Linked DNA regions of Mus musculus: region 2 is linked to region 1. A link is a loop called in an ENCODE intact Hi-C map of the cell type or tissue named here. Cell type or tissue: left cerebral cortex. All regions are shown on one strand. Each heading gives the region's core, and the rest is flanking DNA. Links, peaks and the distances in the headings are about the cores only. Region 1 overlaps Cntnap2 (contactin associated protein-like 2). Region 2 overlaps Cntnap2 (contactin associated protein-like 2).

Region 1 (2,936 bases), core at 157-2,656:
GATTCTGTGGATGCAAGAATGTTTACCTTTGTCTGTATTTCAATATTAATATTATTATTCCACTGTATAAAATATTAAGAGCAGCCATGAAATATGTTTTGCATGTTTTGATGAGCAATCATCGCCAGTACTATGATTAGTAATATTCGGATATATTCCCCAAGTATCCTTCAGGAAATTCTTTGCAGTGTTTAAAGATAGAGATGCAAAAAAAGGAGATAACTAAGTTGTAGTGAACTTGAAACTTTAATTTATTCTCAGAATACAAACAAACCTAAAAAAAATGAGTGTTGTTTTTATCTGTGTTGATTGTATGCACTAAAACGGAAATTATAAAGCTACCATTAGTAAATTATTTTGATGGAATTTCACTTTAAAATGTGATTGTATAGTAGTATAGAATTTGCTCCCCCTTTTTGTACAGACCTACTAAAAGTTAAAATATGTCATACATTCCTATCAGAGTCCTTACTTCCCAGTAGCTTCCAGAATTCTGTATCTCATCTTTCGGTATGCCTGAGTAGAAAAAGGTCAGTCTAAAATTTAACCATGAATCCACAATTTTGTATTTGCCCTTATTGCACTGGTATAGTTCAAAGATTCAAAAGTTGTTATTTCAAAAAATATGAGCTTAGTTTTCACTACTTAGAATTCATTGAAGAATAACACAATGATCACTATGTTTAAAATTTTTGTGTTTGAGCTTTAGGGTTTATTTAGTTGTTATTTCATAACTAAACTAATTAAAATATATATATATTGGGTTTAGATAAGGTTTTATTACATTTGAATATAAACTCTGAAACACAAATATAAGTTGCCCTAAAACATCAAAGTGAGGTTAATAATGAGTGATACATAAATTTACTGATGAGCTTGAATTTTCAAATTTATTTCATTTTTATACATAATGAAAATATGCATTTTATGTTGTATTTCGTATCACTGCATGACGGTTATGTTTTTAATACATAGAAATGTTCAAAGCAGAAATATAGTAACTCCATGAATCTAAGTTAATGAACAGCTCAACCAGGAGGGGTCATCATGACACAGAAAGTAGTAGAAAACCCTAAAAGGAATAGTCTGTGTATTCTGTGCTTAGAAAATATGAGGGCTATGCTCAAACACCCTGCTTCAGAATAAGTTTGTGGTATAGAGAGTAATTCTTGCATAGATGATTAATATTTTGAGTTTCATATTATACATTTCCGGTGAACCCTTACTTAAGGCTTGTTTCTTTTTGCTGATCTGGGCATGTATATACAGGCTCCTCATCGTATGTTTGTAGACATATTTCATTTTAAATTAAAAGAAACTTACCTTTATTTTGAATAAAATATGATCTATTTATATGTGATAATAAGAATGATGCAATCCTGGTCTGAGAAATGCATGCTTCCTTTCCTGTGAAGGCTCATATGAGACGCTAAGAAGGAGCACTTCACCACTAGGGGGTAAATTGATTAGACCATGCTTTTAAGACTTACAGAGCTGCCCTAAATGATAAGGGGCTTAAACTAGGACTTAGTAAGTTTGATCCTTAAGTATGACTGACTTTTTTCTTATGTATTTACTAATAAAGGCTAATTTATGTGATTCCTATGAAGCCATTCTCATATGATTTACCTAACTCTCATATTACAAAATGTGTTTTGCATGCATGTAAATAATGTCCTACAAATACACTGTGCATTTAGCATATATAAACACATGCTTATATATTGTTTAAATATATCACAAAATATAGAAGCATAAAACATATGATATCATATAGATATCAATAGAGATGTAAATATGTACATAATTAATTGTTATAGAAATATTTATGATTTTTATTATATTATTAAGGTTATAGCTAGGCCTTTTTCTGTACAGCTTCAAGTGACTGTCATAAAATCCATGAGAATAGTCTATAGATTATTATTACTGAACACATATATTTTCATCTACATGGTATTTTCAAATATAATGTACAAAAATAATATGAAATCAAATGTCACTTTACTTCTACTTCAAACAGAATAACAAGTTTGTTAGCAAAGAAAATTTTAACTGAAAACATGATTTTGAGAAGCAAGACTCATAGGGAGAAGGGTTATGTAATTTTTAGATAATGCAAATCAGTAAAAAGAAAAGTGATAACTGATCAGAGATAAATACATATCTTGTTTTATAGGCATTGACACTGATACTCAGTGTCAATATGATAATTCTTATGTTTTGCTCCTTTGCCACTAGGTATAACTAATTTTTATAAAAATATGCTCCCATGTATTTAATACATTTTCATATAATCTAATTTAAACATATACGGAGAGAAATATATGCATATATATATATATATTTCATCATTTGTGAGATTTTCAAAGTATTATGTACACTATATCTTCATTTTTTATAATGTCTTTTCTTTATTATTTTGAGTAGCACTAATTTCAGGTTCTATAATTTCTTTAAGCTTCTATTTCATTTGTTTGGATTAATAAATCCTATTAGCAAAAATGTATTTAAAATCTTTAAAAGTGAACAAATTATCCTTTGTGTCTGATAAATTTTATACTGATTGAAAGATAAAGAGCCCGTGATGTCCAATCAATTTTCATTTAAAAGTGATATATTTATTTGTTACAAATACAGTAAATAATATACATATATTCTCTGTTTAAAATTCTTAAGCAAAATCTAGTATTTAATATTATTAAAATTCTTAAATATAGGCTAGAGAAATTGCTGATTTACTAAACTACATCTTGTGCAAGCAAGAGGACCTGAGTTTGGATGTCCAGAACCAACATAAGTGAAGATTTCATAGTACACATCTGTAAGTCTACTGTTGGTGGAATGAAGACAAATATATTTCCAGTGAATACTCAACAGTCAATGTAGCCAACCATTGAGCTCCAAGTTTAGTGAGATGCACAGTTTCAATAGCA
Region 2 (2,936 bases), core at 294-2,793, 210 kb after region 1:
AAGTTTGAACATCAGAGAAGTTCTCTTGTGGAATAATTGCATATTGTGACATTAACAGGTATTCACAAGGAGATTTTTCACTTTCAAGGAAATTGGTCAATAACAAATGAATCCTTTCTGTTTGTGGTGGCCCTTGCCCTATAGTGACTGAAGTGAGATAGTGATTCTTCATTTCATGGCCAAGTACAATGGTGAGGTATCTCCAGATGGCTTACTCTTGTCAGGCACATTCATTACTCTCTCTTCTTTGCTTTTAGTTAAATTGCACAGAGACTATCCTGGAAAATTACCATAATGCACCATGATCTTTAAGAATGGCTCAACATCCTGTGTTAATTTCAAATGTGTCAATATTTTGTAGTAAGAATACCTGGTTGTGAATGAGAAGAAAAGAGCATAAAACTTAATATCTCTAAGTCTGTAAAATATCTGTGGAATAAAAATGATACATTAACTACATTTCTTTTGATTTGAACATCAGCTGTAGTACTGGATTTCAGTTGTTTCAAATGTGTCTGTCTTAATCTTACTTTATTCTCAGATGCACTAAATCCACTTCTTGTGGATTCAAGTGTTCACTGTATGAGGTAAATTAACTCTTCCAGTGCTCAGGGGCACCAATTAATGCCCCTGAGGAGGTAAATTACTAAATGGTACCCTGCTGTTCTGAAAGACTGAAATTGCCTCCATTGGTTTTGTGGCTTCGTGGCAGAGACTAGATTCTTCTCAGTGCTCTGTAGGACAGGTTCTGTTCTTGAGTGGAGAATTGAATTGCATCTGATCGTAAGGTCAAGGGATCAGAAATAAAAGATAAAATAGTCATGATTAGACAATGAGAAGATATAAATGCCTGTAACCAAATTTCAAATGATGATTAAAAATATAACACAGAACAGACTTTCATCAAGTGTTACATAGTTAAGCTTCTTTGAGCCCACTGAGAATTTGAGATTTGAATTTTGGTTTTAAGGTGGAATCTATCTATTATCATTATGAAGAATCTGTATTCCTATGGGTGCCATGGAAATATTATACCTTAGCAATATCAATTACACTTTCCTCAATTTATTCAAAGTATGAAAATATATACATAGAAACGCAAAGGACATATTAACTTATTTGAGATGATCTCATTTTATTTTTTAATTTTCACAATCTGTATTTTTTGGGGTAAAGGGTTAAATTCTATTTTTTCTATTCCAAATATTATTGGTTTTTTTTTTTTTGAAACAGAATTAAAGTACATCCTTTCAGTATGTGGTTGAGTGGCAGTATAAATGACCATACCATTTTAATTTCCTGTTCTTTTATGCTAAAGATATCGGGCCTCCTTTGATTCATAAAAAGCCTCTTTAAGCATGCCTTAATTGTTTCTTTGATTCTATTTGTTGAGAGTATAAGATTGTACTATATTTAAAAAGATATTCTTTGGGCAAATCTAGTAATAAACGTACTCAAGAAGAAAGTAAGATCAACTTTCTTACTTCCTTTTTTTTTTTTCCTTACAGAAATTTAAGTATTTGGTAACTATCAAACACAGGAAGAACAAGAGAGAAACAAAAAAGCACTGTGGTTTTTTAGTCTCACAAGGCCCATGATAACAACCCACAGACCATATGGAGCTTAAGAGGAAGGAAAACCAGGGTGTGAAAACTTCAGTCCTGCATTGAGGGGGAACAGGATGGTGGTGGAGGGAGGGAGGAGCTGGGAGGAATAGAGGAGGTGGAGGAAAGAAGGGGGGCAGTATCAGGTACTGGACTGGACAGAAGAGAGGCATAAGGGGTCAGATATCTAATAAAAATATCTAGCAGGGCAGGGATGAGGAACTGCGGATACCCACTGTAGGGTCCCAGATGCCAGGGAACCGAGAGGCTCCCAGGACCCAACAGAGATGATTTTAGCAAATAAGGGGAGATAGAACCTGTCAAGACCAGGTACAAGTAGATAGGCATGTTTCCCAGTGGTGAGATGGAGCCACACACGCATCTGAAAGCTTTTAAACCTGAAATGTTTCTGTCCAAAGGAAGAACAGGGACAAAAATGGAGCAGAAACTGAAGGATGGGGCATCCAAAGACTGCCCTGCCTGGCTTCCATTCTGTATGCACACACCAAACCCAACACTGTTGCAGTTTGCAAGGGATAGTCACTGACAGGAACCTGGTATGACTGCTCCTTGGGAGGTTCAGTCAGGAACTGACCAATACAGATGTGGATGCTTGGAGGCAATTATCAGACTGAGCTCAGGGACTGGTGGAGGAGCTGGCAGAAAGGACCGAATGAGATGAGGGGGATTGTAATCCCATAGGAAGAACAACATCAGCTAGCTGGACCACCCACTGCTCCCAGGGACTAGACCATCAACCAACAATGTACAGGAAGGGATCCATTGCTCCAGATACATAGGTAGCAGAGGATGGCCTTATCTGACATCAATGGGATGGGAGACCCTTGGTCCCATGGAGGTTTTACACCACAGTTTAGGGTAGGCATCGGGCTGGAGAGGGTGGATGGATGAGGGAGCACCTTCGTAGAGGCGAAGTGGAGGGAAGAGAGGGAGGTTGAGGGATGGGGGTCTTGAGGAGGGGTAATCTGGAAGTGAGATATCATTTGATATGTAAATGAATAGAATGATTAATAATAATAATTAATAATAATAATAATAATAAAAGAGTTTAAAAAAGCCATATTGCTAATTGTCACATTCAGAAAATTTCTGTGAGGAACACAATCAGCTATCAAAGGGAGACAGTAGTGGGCTAGGGTGGTAGGGGAAATTGGGAGATATAGAGGACCCCCACTGTAAGTTCTATTAATTGTCTTTCTCTTCTCCCAATGATCTATCATCTATGTAACTCTGCTTTCTCTGTTTGAGATTTCTTATTCTATCTATAGGTATCATGTGTCTTCAAAAATACACATATATATAATAGAAGAG

The links. Hi-C counts contacts between places; a loop is a spot of excess contacts. Peaks named below come from ENCODE experiments on the same cell type or tissue, not always from the same donor. Only the 100,000 strongest peaks of a DNase experiment are listed, where the experiment ranks them.
Region 2: a loop joins it to region 1, with 8 times the contacts of the local background. A loop is called at or near these places in 2 of 42 quality-filtered maps.

The regions. Positions count from the first base shown.
Region 1 is chr6:45,061,358-45,064,293 of GRCm38, forward strand. All of the region lies in intron 1 of Cntnap2 (contactin associated protein-like 2), which reads left to right. Among named protein-coding and RNA genes, the nearest start is that of Cntnap2, 2.8 kb to the left of the region's middle. In left cerebral cortex, for the core only: a CTCF peak has its summit at 1,424; DNase peaks (open chromatin) are centred at 1,093 and 1,390; H3K4me3 peaks cover 1,348 bases.
Region 2 is chr6:45,270,104-45,273,039 of GRCm38, forward strand. The region is part of intron 1 of Cntnap2 (contactin associated protein-like 2); the gene reads left to right. Among named protein-coding and RNA genes, the nearest start is that of Cntnap2, 210 kb to the left of the region's middle. In left cerebral cortex, for the core only: no CTCF peak of the experiment used is centred there; a DNase peak (open chromatin) is centred at 1,644.